2 separate regions of the Homo sapiens genome follow, and region 1 is linked to region 2. Evidence: read pairs that join two places in POLR2A ChIA-PET (ENCODE). Cell type or tissue: OCI-LY7. All regions are shown on one strand. Links, peaks and the distances in the headings refer to the core of each region. The heading gives the core; the rest is flanking DNA.

Evidence for each region. Peaks named below come from ENCODE experiments on the same cell type or tissue, not always from the same donor. Only the 100,000 strongest peaks of a DNase experiment are listed, where the experiment ranks them.
Region 1: POLR2A ChIA-PET joins it to region 2 with 9 read pairs; 5 of 35 experiments call an interaction of 5 or more read pairs at or near these places.

What each region holds. Positions count from the first base shown.
Region 1 is chr22:41,886,451-41,892,150 of GRCh38, forward strand. All of the region lies in intron 11 of SREBF2 (sterol regulatory element binding transcription factor 2), which reads left to right. Among named protein-coding and RNA genes, the nearest start is that of MIR33A, 12 kb to the right of the region's middle. In OCI-LY7, for the core only: no CTCF peak of the experiment used is centred there; no DNase peak of the experiment used is centred there; H3K27ac peaks cover 1,336 bases.
Region 2 is chr22:41,709,740-41,715,439 of GRCh38, forward strand. It overlaps MEI1 (meiotic double-stranded break formation protein 1), which reads left to right. Exons shown (of 31, transcript NM_152513.4): 4 at 4,263-4,336. Among named protein-coding and RNA genes, the nearest start is that of MEI1, 13 kb to the left of the region's middle. In OCI-LY7, for the core only: no CTCF peak of the experiment used is centred there; no DNase peak of the experiment used is centred there.

The DNA of each region.
Region 1 (5,700 bases), core at 197-5,196, 180 kb after region 2:
AACTTCCATGCCCCCCAAAAATGTTTTGAAGACATTCATTTTATCAAAATACAACATACATGCAGAAAAATGCCCACATTTTAACTTACGGCTTGAAGTGAAGTTACCCATGCAACACCCACCCACATCAAGAAGTAGAACATTCCCAGCACCCCCAGAAGCCTTCTTGAGGCCCTCCCTGCTCTTCCTGCCCCAACCAAGGTAACCACTCTTCTGAATTCTGTCACTGGAGTTTAATCTGTCTATTGTTCATCATTTCAGTAAACTTATCAAAGTACATGCTTAGAAGTCTGGCTGGGAGGGCCGGGCACGGTGGCTTACCCCTGTAATCCCGGCACTTTGGGAGGCCAAGGCGAGCAGATCACCTGAGGTCAGGAGTTCAAGACCAGCCTGACCAATATGATGAAACCCTGTCTCTACTAAAAATACAAAAATTAGCCAGGCGTGGTGGCATGTGCCTATAATCTCAGCTACTTGGGAGGCTGAGACAGGAGAATCACTTGAACCCAGGAGGTGGAGGGTGCATTGAGCGGAGATCACGCCATTGCACTCCAGCCTGGGCAACAGAGCAAGACTCCATCTCAAAATAAATACATACGTACATACAAACAAAAATTAGCTGGATGTGGTGGTGCACACCTGTAATCCCAGCTACTTGGGAGGCTGAGGCAGGAGAATCGCCTGAACCTGGGAAGTGGAGGTTGTAATGAGCCAAGATTGCACCACTGCACTCCAGCCTGGGTGACAGAGTGAGTGAGACTCCGTCTCAAGAAAAAAAAAAAAGATTACAATATGCATGTCAAAAAGTATACAAATCATAAATACACAGTTCAGTGACTCCACAGAGTAAACACACCCTTATAGCCAGCAGACAGATCAAAGTACAGAACCAAGACCCCAGAAACTTCTCTTGGGCCCTTTGCAATCACTAACCTGCCCCTTCCCCCAAGCCTTCCAGCCTTCCAAGGGTAACCACCATCCTAGTCACCTCAGATGCTTTGCCTCTGTTTAAACTATATTAATATAAGGAGAGTCTTGCAGTATACACTGTTTTGTGTCTGACTTATTTTGCTCAATATCATGTGTAAGAATCATTATGTTGTTATGTAGAATTATAGATTGTTCGTTCTCATATTTATAGTGTTCCATTGTATGACTAGATTATTGCAGATGAACTTTTTAGTTGTTTTCTGGCTTTGGTTATTATGAAGGGTGCTGCTGTGAACCTCCTTGTACACACATCTTTCAGGAAACGTGACTGCATTTTTAGGAATGGCATCGCTGGGTCAGAGGTTGTGCGTATTTCCAAATTGTTGGCCATTCTCCACTCCATCAGCAGTGAACAAGACTTCTAGTTCTACATCCTTACCGAACACATATAATGTCAATTTTTTTAAGCCCTTCTAGTGTATCTCATTGTAGTTTTCATTTGTACTTCCCAGGTGATTAATGAGATTGAGCACCTCTTCTTACATTTATTGGCAATTTGGATAGTCTGTTTCGTTACATTCAATTCAAGTCTTACCTCTTTTTCATTTGGACTATCTGTCGTCTCATTGATTAGAGGAATTCTTTATTCTGGAGATTACCCCTTTATTGGATATATGCTTTTCAGATACCTTCTCCCACTCTGGGGCTTGCCTGTTCTGTCTTAATGGTGTCTAGTGAGAGCACAAGCTCTTAATTTCAGTGAAATCCAGATTATTAGTCTTTTCCTTTACAGTTAGACATTTTAAGTCCTGTTCAATAAATCTTTGTCCTACCTCAAAGTCATGAAGATATTCTCCTATGTTGTCTGCTAGACGCTTTATTTTTTACTCTTTACACATATGTACCTAATCCACCTGGAATTAATTTTTATAAGAGTTGGAGGTAGGAGTGCAAGATCTGTTTTTCTCCATAAGGATATCTACCTGACGCAGAACCTGTTATTTTAAAAACTATCCTTCCCCTGCTGCACCAAGTGGCACCTTTTTTTCATAAATCAAGGATCCGTGTACCGTGGGTCTGCCTCCAGATCTAGTCTGTTCCACTGCACCATCACCACCCAACCCTAACGGCTGAGTTTTCTCTTACGTCTTGATGTCTGGAAGTGTTGGTCTTCCAGATTTAGTGACTAACGATGAATCTTGGGTGTTTCTTTGTAGCCTCTTCATTCTACAGAGGTACTTGATGCTGCTGATGGACATTTGGGTTGTTTCCAGTATTTGCCGTTATAAACAGTGCTTTAGGGAACATTTTTGTCCATTGTCTTCATGCACCTCCATAAGAGTTTCCTCAGACCAAATCTGTAGAGATGGTGATGCTGTGTCAAAGGATATAAATATTTGAAACTTAATAGTATTACCAAATTTGCATATTCAGTAAGATGGAAAAAGGAGAACTGTCATCTTTAAAGTAACTGCTCTTCTCTGTTTACTTCTCTTGAGAGAGGATAAAGAGACTCAGACAGTACTTTCTTATAAAGGAAGAAGCTTTGAATTTGGTGAGATATATTTAGCTACAAATGAGCCAGTTGTTGGGGGCAAGTGGAGGGCTGGCCTCTGTGAAAATGGTTTAGACTAGAGGTTCCCAAACTTGCTCAACTCATGACTCAAGATTCCCAAACATTCTCTACTCACTATGTCTCAGTAAATTTTTCATGGCATCCCTTAGCCAAAAGAAATACCTAACGGTTCTGGTTTTCGTTTTTTGAAACAGTGTCTTGCTCTGTTGCCCAGGCTGGAGTGCAGTGGTGCAATCACGGCACACTCTAGCCTCAACCTCTCTGGGCTCAAGTGATCATCCCACCTCACCCTCCCGAGTAGCTGGGACTGCAGGTATACACCACCACACCGAGCTTATTTTTGTATTTTTTGTAAAGTCAGGGTTTTGCTATGTTGCTCAGGCTGGTCTCGAACTCCTGGGCTTAAGCGATCTGCCCACCTCAGCCTCTCAAAGTGCTGGGATTATAGGCATGCACCACCGCGCCTGGCCTCTGTTAAGTAGTTAAGTTTGAACATCCTAATAGGTATTTAAATTGTCTTAACAGCTTAGTGGTCATTTGAAAAAATCATATGTCAAGTTGAAAGAAGAAATAATATTTTTTGCTAGGAGTGGTAGCACACACCTGTGGTCCCAGCTCCTCAGGAGACTGAGGTAGGAGAATCTCCTGAAACCACGAGTTTGAGGCTGCAGTTAGCTATGGTCACACCTGTGAATAGAGCCACTCCACTCCAGCCTGGACAACATAGTGAGACCATGTCTCTATTAAAAAAAAAAAAAAAGAGGTTGGGCACGGTGGCTCATACCTGTAATCCCAGCACTTAAGGAGGCTGAGGCGGGTGGATCACCTAAGGTCAGGAGTTTGAGACCAGCCTGGCCAACATGATGAAACTCCGTGTCTACTAAAAATACAAAAATTAGCCAGGGATCGTAGCACGCACCTGTAATCCCAGCTACTCGGAAGGCTGAGACAGAATCACTTGAACCCAGGAGTCAGAGGTTGCCGTGAGCCGAGATTGTGCCACTGCACTCTGGGTGACAGAGCAAGACTCTGTCTCAAAAGAAAGAAAGAGAGAGAATATTTTGGATTCTTAATAATTTCTTAGAAATCATGGTTATTAAGAATCCAAAATATTCTTTTATTTATTTATTTATTTTTTGAGATACAGCCTCACTCTGTTGCCCAGGCTGGAGTGGAATGGCTCTTCACAAGCATGGTGTCACTGTTTCTTACCAATACATGAACCTGTCAAGCACTGCACACCTCAAGCTTTGGAATCAGACTAGCAACCATCACTCTCTCTCTTTTCCACATTGATTTTCACACAGTACTATGACAGATATCACATCTCCAAAGGAAGCTAGTGTGGTCTCAATGCTGAGGCTGCATGCTCTCCCCATCTAGTCACTTACAGTGCCCAGCTGATGTTGAGCATCACTGTTTTCCTCGAAAGTTTAAAATAGCCAGTGGCTCCCTTGATCACTTGCTGTGGCACCTCAGACTGCCTTGGCACACGATTTGAGAGCCATGGGGTTAGACCGATGTTAGGGGACACAACCTGGGGTTGGGACTGGCCCAGGGATACTGAGTGGCTCTCAGGATCTAAACAGTTGTGGGGTTCTTGCCACAGCCTCTTTCACATCAGGCAATTAGCAGATGAGTTACAGGGGGAGGCTCCTAGGCCCCAGTTGGGGAAGATTCTGGTGTCTATAAAATTTAGGAAAACTTAAAAAAAAATTTTTTTTTTTTTGGCTTGGGATTACAAGCCAAGCCACCAGCGTGGCCAAGATGGTGAAACCCTGTCTCTACTAAAAATATAAAAATTAGCTGGGTGCGGTGGCGGGTGCCTATAATCCCAGCTACTTGGGAGGCTGAGGCAGGAGAATTGCTAGAACCCAGGAGGCGGAGGTTGCAGTGAGCCAAGATCACACCACTGCACTCCAGCCTGGGTGACAGAGCAAGACTCTGTCTTTAAAAAAAAAAAGAAAAGAAAAGAATTAAGCTTAAAATACATTTTTACTTAGTGATTTCCACATTTGCCTTTCTGGTTCCTCTTGCCGTATGACCTGGACTAGGCTTTGCTTCTACTTGTAACATTTGGGCCCTCGTGAGGGACCAGTTGGTCCTCAGTTTCTCCTGGAGCAGCCACCAGGCTCCCTTGCTGATTGGACATGTGGAATTGGCTGTTCTTGGAAAGAGAGTTGGAGTCAACCGTTCAAATGTTCTGGGACCTCCGAAGCCCAGGAATCACGCCACCACCCCCCAATCTCCCTCCCTGCTCAGCTCCTCAACTGCTATTCTCCCACCATTGCAGTTATCAGCTCAGATTCAGTGAGTGCTTTGTGGAAGGTTGGCAGAGGGTCGCGAGGGTCCTCTACATTTGTTCTCCAGTATCCAGTATCAACACTGGTTACCAAAGAGGAAGGACGGACTATTGGTGCCCCTGGTCCCAGTGATTAGAAATGTAAGTGAAACACCCCACCTCATCTCATAAGCTGCTTTGAGATTATGAGTATGTGTCTATAGAACAGGTTGTTTTCTCTCAGACTCAGGCAGTGTCTCCAGGTTCCCCCTGGAGAGAGATAGTCTTCTCTGTCTGTGTCCTCGAGTGGCACTCTGACAGTGCTATTTCTGACCCTGGCATTCAAGTCTTCTGAAGCCGTTACATTCGCTGATGGCTACTTAGAGCCCAGTAAAGGTCAGAACCATCAGACTGAACCAGACCATGAAACAGCGCTGCTCCTGTGGGGGCGAGGGCTGGGGTGTGGAAGCGATGTCTGCGGGCCTCGGCCTGGCAGCCCCGCCCCTGGGCTCCCTGGGCTTTCTATCTTATGCTTCTCCCTCCCTCCTGTCTTCTGTCCTCAGTTCCTCACTCACCCTGGCCTGTTTCGGGGAGTGGTTATGGGTTGGAAGTCATGGGTGTTAGTGTGAAAATACCCTCACTCAAAAAGTGACAGAACTGAAAACGTGGTAGATGGTATTGTCCCTGCAGTTCTTGTCAGTGGGGTCCTGGAATGATGTTATCCCGGCAAGTGGAGGAGGGGCCCAGTGACCGGGGCCCTGGCTCTTTGAATTGTCCCACAAAGAGGCTTTCCAGGTTCCCCCTCTGTTCTTTCTCGCAGGCTGGTGTTCACATCAGGGGCTCATGCAGGGGTGCCATGGGGTTTCTGTAGGGGGCCGCCCTTGCAGGGCCAGCTTTGTGGGGGGAGTCTCTC
Region 2 (5,700 bases), core at 394-5,393:
GAGTTTCCCCTGGATATTGGGATCAGTCATTCCAGGTAGTAGAATAATCCCTTATTTGCCTATTGGTTGAATGACATGAGGCCTCAAAATGGCCAGATGATAGTCACAACTTCTAATTCAATGAAACCATTGTGTGACCTCTCATGGAAGCATTCTTTCCTTAGGAACTAAGATCTTTAGCAGAGCCCAAAGTTGCAGGATAGGATATGTTGTGGGCTAAATTTATATGTACCCCCCACCCCCGGCAAATTTATATGTGGAAGCCCTAACTCTCAGAACCTCTGAATGTGAGTGTCTTTGGGGATAGGGCCTTTAAAAAGTTGATTAAGCTAAAATGAGGCAATTAGGATGGACCCTAATCCAATCTGACTAGTATCCTTATAAGAAGAGCAAATTTGAACACACACACAGAGACACCAGGGGTGTGTGTGCACCAAGCAAAGACCATGTGAGGGCAAGTGAGAAGGTAGCCGTCTGCAAGCCAGGAAGAGAGGCCTCAGAAGAAACCAAATCTGCTGACACTTTGATCTTGGGCTTTCAACCTCAAGAACTGTGAGAAAATTTCTGTTGTTTAAGCCATCCAGTCTGTGGTATTTTATTATGGAAGCCCTAGTGAGCTATTATAGGATACAAAAATTCTGCAAGTGGGTTAGTAAGTGTAATAGGGAAATGACTCCCACTTTACCCCTTGATTCTCTGACCCATGTATTCTACTGTGGGTAAGACAGCACCGAATGTTGATCACCGCATCAAAATATATACCACATGGAAGATAGAACCCTATCCTTTCAGAGTGGTGTCTTTCAGATGGTGGAATAACTGAGTCTTCAGAGGCCATTCCACATTCTTTTAGGTCAGGTGGTTCCAGCTGATAGAGTATGGGATAAGGGCAGTGAATTTTATGGGTGTGATCCCATTGCCTCACTTCTTTTGTGAAATGAGTTCCTTAATCCAAGTGATGTTGTGCAGAATACCATGATATTGAATAAGCCATTCTGTAAGCTTACAAATGTGTTTTTGGCAGAAGTATCATGGTTTGGGAAGGCAAGTCTGTATTCAGAATACATGTTTATTCCAGTGAGGACAAATCTCTGCCTCTCCATTTGCTGTTGGCAGGTTAGGCACTCAGTCATAGCAGTAATCAATTTAGCCTTGACAAGGGAAAGTCCGTGTTGTTGAGCCCAGCGCATAGCCTCCAGCTCTGCCACCATAGCCAACTTGTACATGGATCCATTGAATAAGCACTTGATGGTGAGGGAAACAGGTGGATTAGCATTCACAAAATGTGCCATTTTGACTACCTGGTTACTGAGAATCTCTTCTTTAATAGATGTTCTTTAGGGAGCATTCACACAAGAGACAAGTGTCTTCCCACTTTATGCTCCCTCTGAAAGGTCCATCTTCTTCTCCAGGCCTCATTGTCACCAGTATTTCTTTTTTTTTCTTTTTTTTTGAGACAATCTCACTCTGTTGCCCAGGCTGGAGTGCAGTGGCGCGATCTCGGCTCACTGCAAGCTCTGCCTCCTGGGTTCACGCCATTCTCCTGCCTCAGCCTCCCGAGTAGCTGGGACTATAGGCGCCCGCCATTGCGCCCGGCTAATTTTTTTGTATTTTTAGTAGAGACGATTTCACCGTGTTAGCCAGGATGGTCTCGATTTCTTGACCTCATGATCCGTTCTGACCCCCCGGGGGATTTTCCTTCATCATTTTCCTTCTAGGCCACCCTTGAGTGGGGCTACAATCCTGCAGCCATCCACTTCTGGTTGGTATCAGCATGGCTTGCAGAACCATCAGACCTCAGGAACTTCACCTAGGTGGAAAGCACTAGAGGAAGACTAAGGGTGAGGGGTGAAGGACTTGCTCCTTCCTCATGGTTCCTGTTTGCTTTCTTCCTGCTTCTTGTTTCTGTGCGTGTTCGCCTAGAATGCTTCTTGAACCTCCAGTGACAGAACCTTCCCACAGCAGCTGCTGAATTTAGTTTGCAGCTTTTCCAACCTTACCAAATCTCTCCTCAAAGCCACCAGCAGAAGTACCACAAATGATTGTAGAGAAGGGTGGGTTTGGAGCTAAGAGATAATGTTGTAATAATTGGCTATAGGAACTTGCCTATAATTCTTTTTTTTTAGTATATATAAAGGAGCAAACTGAGGAAAGAAATAGTAGAGATAATATAAAATAGCAGTTTTTGGCCAGGCACAGTGGCTCACACCTATAGTCCCTGGGAGGCCAAGGCGGGCGGATCACCTGAGGTTAGGAGTTCGAGACCAGCCTGGCCAACATGTAGAAGCCCCATCTCTACTAAAAGTATAAAAAATTAGCCAGGCGTGGGGGGCGGGTGCCTGTAATCCCAACTACTCGGGAGGCTGAGGCAGGAGAATCACTTGAACCCAGGAGGCAGAAGTTGCAGTGAGGCGAGATCATGCCAGTGCACTCCAGCCTGGGCAACAAGAGTAAAACTCCGGCTCAAAAAAAAAAAAGCATTGTGTTTTTTTTGTTTGTTTGTTTGTTTCTTTGATACGGAGTCTCGCTCTGTTGCCCAGGCTGGAGTGCAGTGGCGCGATCTTGGCTCACTGCAAGCTCCACCTCCTGGGTTCACGCCATTCTCCTGCCTCGGTCTCCCGAGTAGCTGGGACTACAGGCGCCCACCACCACGCCCGGCTAATTTTTTTGTATTTTTAGTAGAGATGGGGTTTCACCGTGTTAGCCAGGATGGTCTTGATCTCCTGACCTCGTGATCCACCCGCCTTGGCCTCCCAAAGTGCTGGGATTACAGGCGTGAGCCACTGCGCCCGGCTCAAAAGCAGTTTTCAAACCTGGCTTCACAATAGACTTACCTGGAGAACTTTAGAAATACACTAGAATTTTATATTTAGAAAAATATTTTAAAGTATAAAACATTTAAATATATTTAAGTATATTTAAATAGAAATAGATGTGTGTGTGTGTGTGTGTGTGTGTGTGTGGAGCAATATATATATATATTCACATTAAACAAAACAATATATTGGGCTTTTCCCTTAGACATTCAATTGGTCTGGGGTGGGACTTGGGTATTAGTTTTGTTTGTTTGTTTTTTTTTTTTTTTTAGAGATGGAGTCTCGCTCTGTTGCCCAGGCTGGAGTGCAGTGGCGTGATCTCGGCTCACTACAAACTCCACCTCCCAGATTCATGCCATTCTCCTGCCTCAGCCTCCTGAGTAGCTGGGACCACAGATGCCTGCCACCATACCTGGCTAATTTTTTTGTATTTTTAGCAGAGACGGGGTTTCACCGTGTTAGCCAGGATGGTCTCCATCTCCTGACCTCGTGATCCGCCCATCTCGGCCTCCCAAAGCGCTGGGATTACATGCGTGAGCCACCGCGCCCGGCTGGGCATTAGAATTTTTTTAAAGCTTCCTAGGTGAGTCTAATGTGCAGCCTGAGTTGAGAACCACTGATAATAAATCAAAGAAGGCCAGGCATGGTGACTCACACCTATTATCCCAGCACTTTGGGAGACAGGCAGGAGGACTGCTGAAGCCCAGGCATTTGAGATTACCCTGGGCAGTACAGACCCTGTCCCTACAAAAAAATTAAAAAATTAGCCAGGCATAGTGGCATGTACCTGTAGTCCCAGCTGCTTGAGAGCCTGAGTGGGAGGATTGCTTGAGCCCAGGAGTTCAAGGCTGCAGTGAGCTATGATCACACCACTGCACTTTAGCCTGGATGACCCTGTCTCTAAACAAAGCAAAAGCAAAATCAAAAGAAAAAAAAAAAAGAAGCCAGAACTCCTTTAGTTTAGATGTGCACACATAGTTGTTTTTTTGTTTTGTTTTGTTTTGTTTTTGAGACAGAGTTTTTGCTCTCGTTGCCCATGCTGGAGTGCAATGGCACGATCTTGGCTCACTACAACCTCCGCCTGCCGGGTTCAAGCAATTCTCCTGCCTCAACCTCCCGAGTAGCTGGGATTACAGGCCTGCACCTCCATGTCCGGCTAATTTTGTTTTTCTAATAGAGACGAGGTTTCTCCATGTTGGTCAGGCTGGTCTCAAATTCCTCACCTCAGGTGATCCGCCTGCCTCGGCCTCCCAAAGTGCTGGGATTACAGATGTGAGCCACTGTGCCTGGCCTGTGCACACATAGTTAAATGGAAGAAATAGAAAAGTATAATACCAATTAGCCCAGGCAAATCACTATCCTGCACTGATTGAGTAGAAGGGCCATGGAAGGTGGACTCTGGGTTGGGGGTGCCTCCTGGTTAGTAATACTGTTGTGTCTGTTCAGTCCTTATTCAGATCACAACGCAGCTGAAGCTGGAGCAGACTATCCGTTGCCTGCTGGATGAGTGCCACAAAGAGGTCAGAAAATAGCTATGGGTTCTTGAGTCTCTCAGAATCCTCAGATGTCAGAGCTGGGTCAACCCTTTGAACAAATGAGAGATTGAAGTCCAGGGAGGAAAAGGAGCTTTCCTGAGGTCACTGAGTTGGTGGCAGAGTCAGAGCTAAGGCCTGGGTCCACTGATCATGCTCCAGTGTTCTTTACAGCTTTCTTCTTTCCCCTTTCAATCTCCCAAATGTTACCTCCATGCAATGAAGTGCCATCTTTCTGGCATAATCATCCCATGGTTCATTTTCCGTGACTTCCTAATTATAATACAGATTTCCTTGATGAAGTTGTCAAGGAAATATGTTCTCTATGTCTTGTTTTGGTGGTTTTATTTAATTTTGAATTGTATACATTACTTAGTACTGAAGGTGTTTGGTTCTATCAGCTTACTTTGTACTGAAGGCGTTTGCTTCTATCTGAGGTAAGCATTGAGTGGATATGGTATGTTTAATCTGCTTTCTTCAGTGTAGTCAAAGAAATTAGTTAGCCAGGCACAATGGCTCACACCTGTAATCCCAGCACTTTGGGAGGCTGAGGTGGGTGGATCACTTGAGGTCAGGAGTTCGAGATCAGCCTGGCCATTATGGTGAAACCCCGTCTCTACTAAAAATACAAAAAAAAAAAAAAATTAGCTGGGCGTGGTGGTGCATGCAAGTAATCCCAGCTACTGGGGAGGCTGAGGCAGGGGAATTGCATGAACCCAGGAGGTGGAGTTTGCAGTGAGCTGAGATCGCACCACTGCACCCCAGCCTGGGTGACAAAGCAAGACTCCATCTAAAAAAAAAAAATATCAGTTAAAGAGCAGCTTTTGTGTTGTATTTAAGACTGAGGAATAATATCAGAATAACTTTTTATTTAATTTGCAGAAGGAAAACAAATGTTTATCTTGTTAAAACCATCAAGAACATTTCATTATAAATTATATTTCAATTATATCATAGTTATTTTACATATGATTAATATGTCAGATTGAATTTATAATTATATATATCAGTGCTTATGATTATGATGAGATGATGCCACTTAACATTTATTGAGCACTTTCTATGGGCTAGGGATTGTATGAGGTGGTTTATATGTAATATCTCATTCAGCCCTATCAACAACCCTATAAAGCTGTTACTATTATTATTTCCCACCAGAGTTAAGAATCTTGCCAAAAGTGGTATGACTAGCTAGTCAATAGAAAAGGTAAAATATGGACTATTGACTCTCCCTGTAAAGCATGAAGCATAGTGCCTGGTATACAGAGAATGTTCAGTAATAGGAGCTATAATAACTATGATAACAATAATTTTTTTTTTTTTTTTGAGACGGAGTCTTTCACTGTTTCCCA